2 separate regions of the Homo sapiens genome follow, and region 2 is linked to region 1. A link is a loop called in an ENCODE intact Hi-C map of the cell type or tissue named here. Cell type or tissue: natural killer cell. All regions are shown on one strand. Each heading gives the region's core, and the rest is flanking DNA. Links, peaks and the distances in the headings are about the cores only. Region 1 overlaps RBPMS2 (RNA binding protein, mRNA processing factor 2). Region 2 has its middle 16 kb from the start of PIF1.

Region 1 (5,367 bases), core at 91-5,090:
GGCTGAGGCAGAAGAATGACATGAACCCATGAGGCGGAAGTTGCAGTGAGCCGAGATTGCGCCACTGCACTCCAGCCTAGGCGACAGAGCGAGACTCTGTCTCAAAAAAAAAAAAAAAAAAAAAAAAAGCAAAAAACAAAAATTAGCCCGGCGTGTTGGTGTGCACCTGTAGTCCCAGCTACTCGGGAGGCTGAGGCAGGAGAATCCCTTGAACCCAGGAGGTGGAGGCTGTAGTAAGATGAGATCACGCCACTGCACTCCAGCCTGGCGACAGAGCAAGACTCCGTCTCAAAAAAAAAAAAAAAATTAGCCAGGCATGGTGGCATGCACCAGTGGTCTCAGCTACTCAGGAGGCTGAAGCTGGGGGATTGCTTGAGCCCAGGAGCTCGAAGCTACAGTGAGCCGTAATCATGCCACTACACTCCAGCCTGGGCAACAAAACGAGATCCTGTGTCAGAATAAAAAAAAGGGCGGGGGGGGACCAGTCTGGGCAAAAACTGGAAGGTGCAGAGCCTTTTCATCAATAGTTCTTCAAAAATGGGCCAGGCACGGTGGCTCACACCTGTAATCCCAGCGCTCTGGGAGGCCGAGGTGGGCGGATTACGAGGTCAGGAGTTCGAGACCACCCTGGCCAACATGGCGAAACCCTATCTCTACTAAAAATACAAAAAATTAGCCAGATCGCTTCTCTGCCTTTTGGCTAAGATCAAGTGTAAAAAATTAGCTGGGCATGGTGGAAGGCACCTGTAATCCCAGCTACTCAGGAGGCTGAGGCAGGAGAATTGCTTGAACCTGGGAGGCGGAGGTTGCAGTGAGCTAAGACTGAGCCACTGCACTCCAGCCTGGCAACAGAGCGAGACTGTCTCAAAAAAAAAAAAAATGGTCTCAGCTCCTATGCCAGTATCCTCTCCTAACTCCCTGCCCCTACCTGCACTAAAAGATAGTTGAGGAGGGGGAGGTTGGTTAACCACAAAGAAGGGCGAAGTACTCCAGACTTCTGCCATGGCCTGGTCCAAGTCAGGCTCTGTCCGTCCTCCTTGGAGGTTGGAGGTGGCCTTGATAGCTTGTGACAGTCAAGAGCCTCTGCTCAGTTGGCCGTGAGTTGACTGACAGCCAAGGCAGATGCGCCTAGGCAAACGCTCCCACCACACCCAGGCCCTGCTGCACTCCAGAGGCCTCCAACGCTGATACAGCCACCAGTGCACTCTTCAGGAAGGGAGGGCCCAACAATCCTGTCACCTGTCTAGTGTTGGCACGTATCAGAAGTAACCGTACTCTCTCCATCAAAGGGTGGAATATGGGAAGAAGCAGAATACAAGGAGGCTATGCCAGTGCCTGGACAGGCAGTGGACGGGTTCTGGCATATGAAGCCTCATAGGCTGCCCACAGTTCTGACTTAATGGTGGCTTTTTTTTTTTTTTAAGATGGAGTCTCGCTCTGTATCCCAGGCTGGACTGCATGACGCAATCTCAGCTCACTGCAAGCTCTGCCTCCCGGGTTCACGCCATTCTTCTGCCTCAACCTCCCTAGTAGCTGGGACTACAGGCGCCTGCCACCACACCCGGCTAATTTTTTTTTTGTATTTTTAGTAGAGACTGGGTTTCACCGTGTTAGCCAGGATGGTCTCGATCTCCTAACCTCGTGATCCACCTGCCTCAGCCTCCCAAAGTGCTGGGATTACAGGCCTGAGCCACTGTGCCTGGCCTGTTTTTGTTTTTTGAGACCAAGTCTCATTAAGTGGCCTCCGCCTCCCAAGTTTAAGCAATTCTCCTGCCTCGGCCTCCTGAGTAGCTGGGATTACAGGTGCTCACGGCCACACCCAGCTAATTTTTGTATTTTTAGTAGAGATGGGGTTTCACCACATTGCCCAGGGTGGTCTTGAACTCCTGGGCTCAAGTGATCCACCCACTTCAGTCTCCTAAAGTGCTGGAATTACAGGCATAAGCCACCGAGTTTTTCGGTTTTTTACTTTTTTTTTCTCTCTTTTTTTTTGAGACAGGGGCTCTCACTCTATCACCCAGGCTCAAGTGCAGTGGTGGGATACTGGCTCACTGCAGCCTCGACTTCCCGGGCTCAAGCGATCCTCCTACCTCAGCCTCCTGACAGGCTGAGACTACAGGCGTGTGCCAACATGCCCAGCTAGGCAGCATCATTTCTGAAGTGTAGGGGACAGGTTCTGCCCCACTGCCTCATGGTTTGCCAGAGGCGTGTGGATCCTTCTGTGGCAGCCATGGGCGGAAGACAGAGGAAGTGACGTGACACCAGATGTCGCTGCTGCCCATAACCAATGCCAGAGCAGATCCAGAACCCAGCACTGTAGTTCAGTTCTGGGTAATCTTGGACCAGGAGCTCAGTACTCAGGGCAGGCAGGACTCACCCTGCCTCCAGCTCGCAGGATTGTCCTGAGGCCCCGAAGGATAAAAGGGTTCAGAGCATGAGAGCCAAGCAAAGGCTCAGCACCCACCAGCCATGGCTTCCTCTACTTACGGCGCTTGCCAGTCCCACCCTGGACATGGGGAGGAGGAAGCCAGCATGTCCCAGCCTTGAGTGGGATTTTTTTTTCTTTTGAGACAAGGTCTCGCTCTGTCACCCAGGCTGGAGTGCAGTGTGGCACGATCTCACTGCAACCCCTGCCTCCCAGGTTTAAGTCATTCTCCCACCTCAGCCTCCTGAGTAGCTGGGACTACAGGCATGCACCATCACACCCAGCTACTTTTTTGTTTTTGTAAGGACGGGGTTTAATCATGTTGCCCAGGCTGGTCTTGAACTCCCAGGCTCAAGTGATCCTCCTGCCTTGGCCTCCCAAAATGCAGGGGATTACAGGCATGAGCCAACATGCCTGGCTGGCCTCCTTGAGTGGGATTTAGAAACTGGTTCTCTCTGGGGCAGACTAAACAGATTGCCCGTATGTGGAAAAGGAAGGGATAACGAGACACAAAAGAATGTCCCCCAGAATATCAGCCAAATGGCTCTTTAGAGCAAGAATCGTTTCTTTAGTTAAAATGCCCAAAGCAATGGGTAGTGGAGGAGTGTGTGAAAGTAGTCACGCCCAGGTACAGGAAATAAGTAAGTGTGCCATTTGTAGAGAATTTAAAATAAAACTGCTTGGGCGTGGCAACTCACATCTGTAACCCCAGCAGTTTGGGAGGCAAGGCAGGACAATCGTTTGAGGCCACAAGTTCGAGAGCAGCCTGGGCAGCAAAGCAGACACTGTCTCTACAAAAAATTAGCCGAGGCCAGGTGCAGTGACTCAAACCTATAACCCAGCACTTTAGGAGGCCAAGACAGACGGATCACCTAAGGTCAGGAGTTCGAGACCAGCCTGCCAACATGGTGAAACCTCATCTCTACTAAAAATACAAAACTTAGCCAGGTGTGGTAGCGGGTGCCTGTAACCCCAGCTACTCGGGAGGATGAGGCTGAAGAATCACTTGAACCCAAGAGGCAGAGATTGCAGTGAGCCGAGATTGCGCCACTGCACTCTAGCCTGGGCAACAAAGCAAGACTCTGTCTCGAGGAAAAAAAAAAAAATTAGCTGGGCATGGTGCTGGTAGTCCTACCTACTAGGGAGGCTGAGGTGGGAAGATCATTTGAGCCCAGGAGATCGAGGCTGCTGTGAGCTATGATCATGCCACTGCACTCCAGCCTGGGCAACAACAGAGACCCCGTCTATAAAAAAAAAAAAAGGAATTTAAGGCCGGGCGCCGTGGCTCATGTCTGTAATCCCAGCACTTTGGGAGGCCAAGGTGGGTGGATCACCAGGTCAGGAGATTGAGAACATCCTGGCTAACACGATGAAACCCCGTCTCTACTAAAAATACAAAAAAATTAGCCGGGCATGGTGGCGGGCACCTGTAGTCCCAGCTACTTGGGAGGCTGAGGCAGGAGAATGGCGTCAACCCGGGAGGCGGAGCTTGCAGTGAGCAGAGATCGTGCCACTGCACTCCAGCCTGGGCGACAGAGCAAGACTTCGTCTCAAAAAAAAAAAAAAAAAAAAAAAAGAATTTTAAAAATATGCAAGATGTGTAAGGATATAGATTTTTTAAAAAAGAATTTAGGTCAGGTGCAGTGGCTCACATCTGCAATCCCAGCACTTTGGGAGGCCGAGGCCTCCCAACATGGAGAAACCCCATCTCTACTAAAAATACAGAATTAGCTGGGCGTGGTAGCACATGCCTATAATCCCCCTACTTGGGAGGCTGAGGCAGAAGAATTGCTTGAACCCAGGAGGTGGAGGTTGCGGTGAGCCGAGATCGCGCCATTGCACTCCAGCCTGGGCAACAAGAGCGAAACTCCGTCTCAAAAAAAAAAAAAAAAAGAATTTAAAAAATAAAATCCATCCTGGCTAACACGGTGAAACCCCATCTCTACTAAAAAATACAAAAAATTAGCCGGGCGTAGCAGCGGGCGCCTGTAGTCCCAGCTACTCTGGAGGCTGAGGCAGGAGAATGGCGTGAACCCAGGAGGCAGAGCTTGCAGTGAGCTGAGATCGCGCCACTGCACTTCAGCCTGGGCGACAGAGCGAGACTCCATCTCAAAAATAAATAAATAAATAAAAATAAAATAAAACTGGCTTGGTTTGTTTATTATCTTCGTGCAATGGCAACTCTAAATCATATCTGTGATAAAAGGCCCCTCCTGGCAGGGGCTGACAGCTCCCATCACCCATCTTGGGATGCCACCAGCCCAAAGGAAACTAGTCCGGAGTCAGCCTCTGGGCTTCTGGTTGGCATCACCCAAAACTCAGCCATTAGAAACTTTAATTGCAGATACCCGGCTGGGCGCGGTGGCTCACGCCTGTAATCCCAGCACTTTGGGAGGCCGAGGCAGGAGGATCAGGAGGTCAAGAGTTCGAGACCAGCCTGACCAACACAGTGAAACCCCGTCTCTGCTAAAAATATAAAAATTAGCTGGCCGTAGTGGTGCGCGCCTGTAATCCCAGCTACTTGGGAGGCTGAGGCAGGATAATCGCTTGAACCTGGGAGGCAGAGGTTGCAGTGAGCCAAGATCATACCACTGCATTCCAGCCTGGGTGACATGGCGAGACTCCGTCTCAAAAAAAAGAAAAAAAAAAGAAAATTGCAGATACCTTTCTCCCCCTGCCTTCCAGTCTCACCAAAAACCCTAATATAAAACACAATAGCAGTATACTGTGTGGTTAAGAGCAAACTCTGGGTTCAAATCCCAACCTCCCCACTTAATAGCTACATGAAAGTTATTTAACCTCTCTGTGCCTCACTTTCCTCATTTATGAAATGGTGATAATAATGTAAGTACTTCATAATGCTCTTACAAAGATTAAGAGTTAAAATGGTGCAGAACATATAACAATGCCTGGCATAAATACAACATACAGGTTCATTATTA
Region 2 (5,367 bases), core at 237-5,236, 42 kb after region 1:
CACATAGTCCCTGGCACAAGGAGACCTGGCAGAGAAGGGGAGAAAGCGTTAAATCTGGAGCCTGCCAGCTTGGATTTCAGACCCTTCCACTCAGGCTGTGTGACCCTGGGCAAGTTTTTTGCTCTCTCTGAGCCTCAGGTTCTAACAAAGAGCAGTTTTGGTGCATCGTTCACACTGGGTGGGCTGTGAGGTCAGATGTCCATCCAACCTCAGACCCTCCATGGCCCTTGCCGGTCTTCCTGGGTATGCCCCTCCTTTAGCCAAAGCATATATCCCCCCATGCCCCTCCCCCAACGCCTGCAAGAGCTGCCCTGTCCTAGCCTTCTGGGAGTGCCCCAGCCCCTCTGAAGGGGTTCGAGCCAATCCAGGGCCTATGCAATGAGGGACCAGCAGGACTCAGGGGATGGGGGAAAGGACCTTCTCAAGGCTCATTTTGGGAGGGGGAGTACATACCTGCTTCCCCCACCCGTGCTCCCCCATGACCCACTCCATGGGATATTTGGGTTTCCTCCCCTTTCCCGAGCTCAGGCCCTGCTTGCTTTCTCCACAACAAGGAGCGAATGTTATTTAAAAGGAGATCAGGAGATTTGCCTTAAATAGGCATGGAGTGCTGTGCCAGGTCCCAGTAGAGGGGCGGGAGAGGAGGCCATCTTGGCGGAAGGGAGAAAGGAGTGGAGCTGCAAGAGAGAACAACCTCCCAGGAGTGCGCAGAGCCCTGCACAGTTTACCAAGCACAGGCCTAGTCTGCGGGGAGACGCCCCGGTCTTCAGATGCCAGGAGTGTGGAGGTTTTCTGGGAGGCAAGGGGATAGGGCCTGCAGAGTGGGGGGCTGTCTTGAGACCTCCCCTGACACCTGCCCCCACCATCAGTTTCCAGACCTTTGGCCCCTGCCCCCGGGCTGCCCCTGCCTGTCCTCCCAGCCCTAGCTTGTAACTGGATGCCATCCTCACTCTGCACCTTCCCAGGTGAGCTGGGGCTCTGCTTACTGAACCCAACACCCACTGGGGGCGGGGATTGAGGGGGCACCCCTGGGGCGGGCATCTGCCTGGAGGCTGAGGCTGAAGGCGGGAGCTGGAGCTGCGGGGGAGGAGTGGAGATGGGCTGGCTGTCTCATTCACAGCCCCCGCCCCAGGCCTCCTCAGGAATTTAGGGTTCCAATTCCCTATTCAAGGTCACCTTCTAAGCCTTTCAAGCCCCACCCCTCCCATCTTGGCCTGCCAGGGCCAAGGACTCAGGGGCACCCCCCTGCCATTTCTGTCCCAGCAGGTGATGCTCTTGGAATCTTAAGGAAATGGAGTCTGGCCTGTGGAGTTTTGGGGACAGAGCTAGGGGGAAAGGAAGCATCCCATGTTCAGTCCTTTTTTCAAAGGCCCTGAACACCAAGGTGAGGCCTCAGATACCTGGATGCCCAACCTGGATCTGCCATTTACAGCCATATGACCTAGGGCCACCCACCTTCTGTGAGCCTTGACTTCCTCTGTAAACTAGGTCTAAAGATTCCACTGTAGACTGGGCGCGGTGGCTCACACTTGTAATCCCAGCACTTTGGGAGGCTGAGGTGGGCGGATCACCTGAGGCTGGGAGTTCGAGACCAGCCTGACCGACATGGAGAAACCCCGTCTCTACTAAAAATACAAAATTAGCCGGACGTGGTGGTGCATGCCTGTAATCCCAGCTACTCAGGAGGCTGAGGCAGGAGAACTGCTTGAATCCGGGAGGGGGAGGTTGCAGAGAGCCGAGATCACGCCATTGCACTCCAGCCTGGGCAACAAGAGCGAAATTCCGTCTCAAAAAAAAAAAAAAATTCCACTTTAGAGTTGTCGAAGTCGCTTTCATAAGAAAATGGGCAGAAGACAGAAGGGGGATTATGCCCAAGTGCACTAACTGACCGGGACCTGTACCTCACGTGTGTTGCGGGAGGCAGAGTGGGGAGATTTCATCCTCCCCTTCCCCATGGTGGGTGGGCGCAGCCCAGGTCCTCCAGAAGGCCAGACAGGAAGGAAGGCTTTGTGAAAGATGGCATTCATTTACTCTGGGCTGCTGTGAATTCTCTTTGTTATTCCCCAGAGGCTGCTCAAGAGGGGGTTAATGGGGCGGGGGATGGCCCCTTCAGGTGACAATAATCAAGACAAATAAATAAGAGCTAACCTTGAGGGTTTGCTGCATCCCTGGCCTGACTCCAGCTCTTCTGTCTTCCTAACTCCATCCATGTTTGATCGGCTTTATCCCCATTTCACCAACGATGAAACCAGAGCTCAGATTTAAGCAGAATAACCACAGTCACACAGTCGGGAACTGATGGGGCCAGTGTTTAAACACAGGAATCTGGCTTCAGGGCTCTCTGCTGACTTTGCAAAAATCCCAGGACCCTTTATTTGGGACTTGGGTTCCAGATACAGCTTGCAGTGTGGCCATAGCCAAGTCACCTAACCTCTCAGAAGTTAGGTTTCTCAGCCATGCGCAGTGGTTCATGCCTGTAATCCCAGCACTTTGGGAGAACAAGGCAGGCAGATCACTTGAGGTCGGGAGTTCCAGACCAACCTGACCAACGTGGAGAAACCCCGTCTCTACTAAAAATACAAAATTAGCCAGCTGTAATCCCAGCTACTCGGGAGGCTGAGGCAGGAGAATTGCTTGAACCCATGAGGCAGAGGTTGCAGTGTGCTGAGATGGCACCACTGCACTGCAACCTGGGTGACAGAGCAAGACTGTCTCAAAAAAAACAAAAAAACAAAAAAGAGAAAAGAAAAAGAAATTAGGTTTCTCTCTTTATAAAATGGGGACAATTGTCCCAACCTCCCAGGGTTATTGTGAAAAACAAACTAGAGGGTTAATGAGGCCGGGCATGGTGGCTCGCCCCTGTAATCCCAATGCTTTGGGAGGCTGAGGCAGGAGTATTGCTTGAGCTCAGGAGTTCGAGGCTGCAGCAAGCTCTGACTGCGTCACTGCACTCCAACCTGGGTGACAGAGCTAGACCCTATCTCAAAAACAAAAACAAACCAACAAGAGGGTTAATGAGCACAAAGCAGATAATCTGATGGAAGATTATTTAAAACTTCCCTGCTCTACACTAACTCAGCCCCCACCTCCTAAAGTGTCCATGCACCCCCCACCTAAGCCCAGAGACTGGGAGACAAAGGCTCTGCGGTTCCCTGGGAAAGGACTGAATGACCAATTGGCGCCACCTAGTGGTCTGCAGTGCATGGGGAGCGGGAGGGCCCGGCTGCTCCGGGATTGGGGGTTAAGTAAGATCATTAGCCCAGTGCGGATGGGAAAAATATACCAGGACGTCAGAAAGGATGGGGTCAGGCCTAGTTGGCACCCCACTGAAGACAGGGTGAAGGAGCGCACAGGGCTCAGGGTTCTATTCTAGTTCCAGTTCTGCCACTAAGAACCTCTCCAGGCCTCAGCTACCTCCTTTGCAGAATGGGAGTAAACATTCCTTACCTCTCAGGTCACTGTCCAAGCCTTTGTTCACTTATGAAACATTTAATGAAGCATCTGCTTTCAAAAGTCATCCTGCTGAGGGTTGTGAGGACACAAAGACATCTCAGCTGTGTCTCTCGGGATCAAGGGATCCGCTTCATCCTAGCAGGGAGACTGAGCTGTAAATTGCTCACTACCCTCAGATGCAGATCCCAGGGGACACTGAGGAGGGAGCATAAGGCACAGGAGGCAAGTGGAGGGACAGCAGGTAGTGGGACTCCCCCTCCAAGGGTGAATGTCTTTGAGAAGTGGCAGGAACTGTGACAAGTCAGGTCATAAGATTATCTTTCTGAGGGCCATCGCCCCGCCCCTCTTGCCTGGCCCCCTGCCTGCCTCCCAGCTGGGGACTGGATCGCCCTGGGCTGAGCCCCCTACTCTGGGCTCAGCCCCCTCAGGGCCAGGCCAGCCTCCCCACATACCACCTTCTCTTGCATTAAAGCCTTTAAAGTGGACCATAGGTCCATCAAGGATAGTTCACATCTCTGTGCATTTGCACTGTGTAGCTCCTCTCTCCAAACACCTTTTCTCCAACTCGTCCACCTGGCAAAGTCAACTCCAGCCTTCCTGTGGGAGAGTGGAGAGGAGAGTGCGAAATCCCCCAACTAGGAAGGAAACAGAAATGAAGGGGTGCCCCCTGCCCCCATCAGCAGTGGCACAGCCTGTAAGAATGTGAAATATACATTTGGTCTTCATCCCCATTTCCTGGCATACAACTCCTAAAATCCTTGGAATCTCCAAAGTGATAAGTGTCTTTTTGTATGCTGATGATTGCCTGATGGCCGGCAGCCCCTAGGCAGCTTCAGGATGGGGCTGGTCACCAGAAAGACCAGGGCAGGATTAGAGGGTTGGGACTTTCAGCCCCACCCTATGACCTCAGGGGAGGGGAGGGAGCTGAAAGTTAAATTGATGACCAATGGTTAATCAATCATGCTTACATAATGAATTCTCCATAAAAGGCCCCAAAGCAGAGGTTCTAAGAGCTTCTGGGTAGCTGAGCAAGTGGATATTAGTGGAGGAAGGCTTTCCCACAGAGGGAAGCTCCACACCCCTTCCCCCACGTATCCTTTTCTAATAAAGTGATAAATGTGTTTCCCTGAGTTCTGTAACTCACTTTAGGAAATTAATCAAACCAAAAGAGGGGGGTCTTGGGAACCCCAACTTGAAGCCAGTCGGTCAGAAGTTCCAGAGGCCCAGACTTGTGACTGTCTGAAGGGGCTGTCAGTTTTGGTGACTGAGTCCTCAACCTGTGGGATCTGAGGCTGCCTCCAGGTAGATAGCTTCAGAATTAAATTAGAGGACACCCAGCTAGTGTCCGCTACAGAATTGCTTGTTTGTTGATGGGAAGAAGTCCCTGCATTTGGTCACAGAAGTCTTCTCTCTGTGTTAATTGTTGTTGCTGTTGAGAGAACAGGAAAAAGCAGTTGGAGTTTTTCCACCCACACCCTGCTATATGAGGGCAGCTTTCTTGGGCAGGTAGCAAGTCCTGGTCGCCTAAGGGTAAGCTCTCTACCTTCCTTATTTCTTTGTTCATTCCCTTGCTGTCTGCCTGCCCCTTTCCATGTGCTGGGTGTGTGTGTGTGTGTGTGTGTGTGTGTGTGTGTGTGTGTGTGTGTGTGTGTGTATTTTTGCTTTGTTTTGTTTTGAGCTGGAGTCTCACTCTGTTACCCAGCCTGAGTTTCAGTGACATGATATCTTGGCTCACTGCAACCTCTGCCCCCTGGGCTCAAGTGATCCTCCCACTTCAGCCTCCTGGGACCACAGACACGCACCACCATGCCTGGTTAATTTTTTGTATTTTTGGTAGAGATGGGTTTCACCTTGTTGCCCAGGCTGGTCTCAAACTCCTGATTTCAAGTGATTCACCCACCTCAGCCTCCCAAA

Evidence for each region. Hi-C counts contacts between places; a loop is a spot of excess contacts. Peaks named below come from ENCODE experiments on the same cell type or tissue, not always from the same donor. Only the 100,000 strongest peaks of a DNase experiment are listed, where the experiment ranks them.
Region 2: a loop joins it to region 1, with 2.0 times the contacts of the local background. A loop is called at or near these places in 14 of 110 quality-filtered maps.

What each region holds. Positions count from the first base shown.
Region 1 is chr15:64,765,124-64,770,490 of GRCh38, forward strand. The region is part of intron 1 of RBPMS2 (RNA binding protein, mRNA processing factor 2); the gene reads right to left. Among named protein-coding and RNA genes, the nearest start is that of MIR1272, 5.3 kb to the left of the region's middle. In natural killer cell, for the core only: no CTCF peak of the experiment used is centred there; a DNase peak (open chromatin) is centred at 2,268.
Region 2 is chr15:64,806,912-64,812,278 of GRCh38, forward strand. No RefSeq gene overlaps it. Among named protein-coding and RNA genes, the nearest start is that of PIF1, 16 kb to the right of the region's middle. RefSeq lists enhancers at 1-293, 1,817-2,324, 3,847-4,354, 4,355-4,860. In natural killer cell, for the core only: CTCF peaks have their summits at 3,200 (motif pointing left) and 3,400; a DNase peak (open chromatin) is centred at 3,180.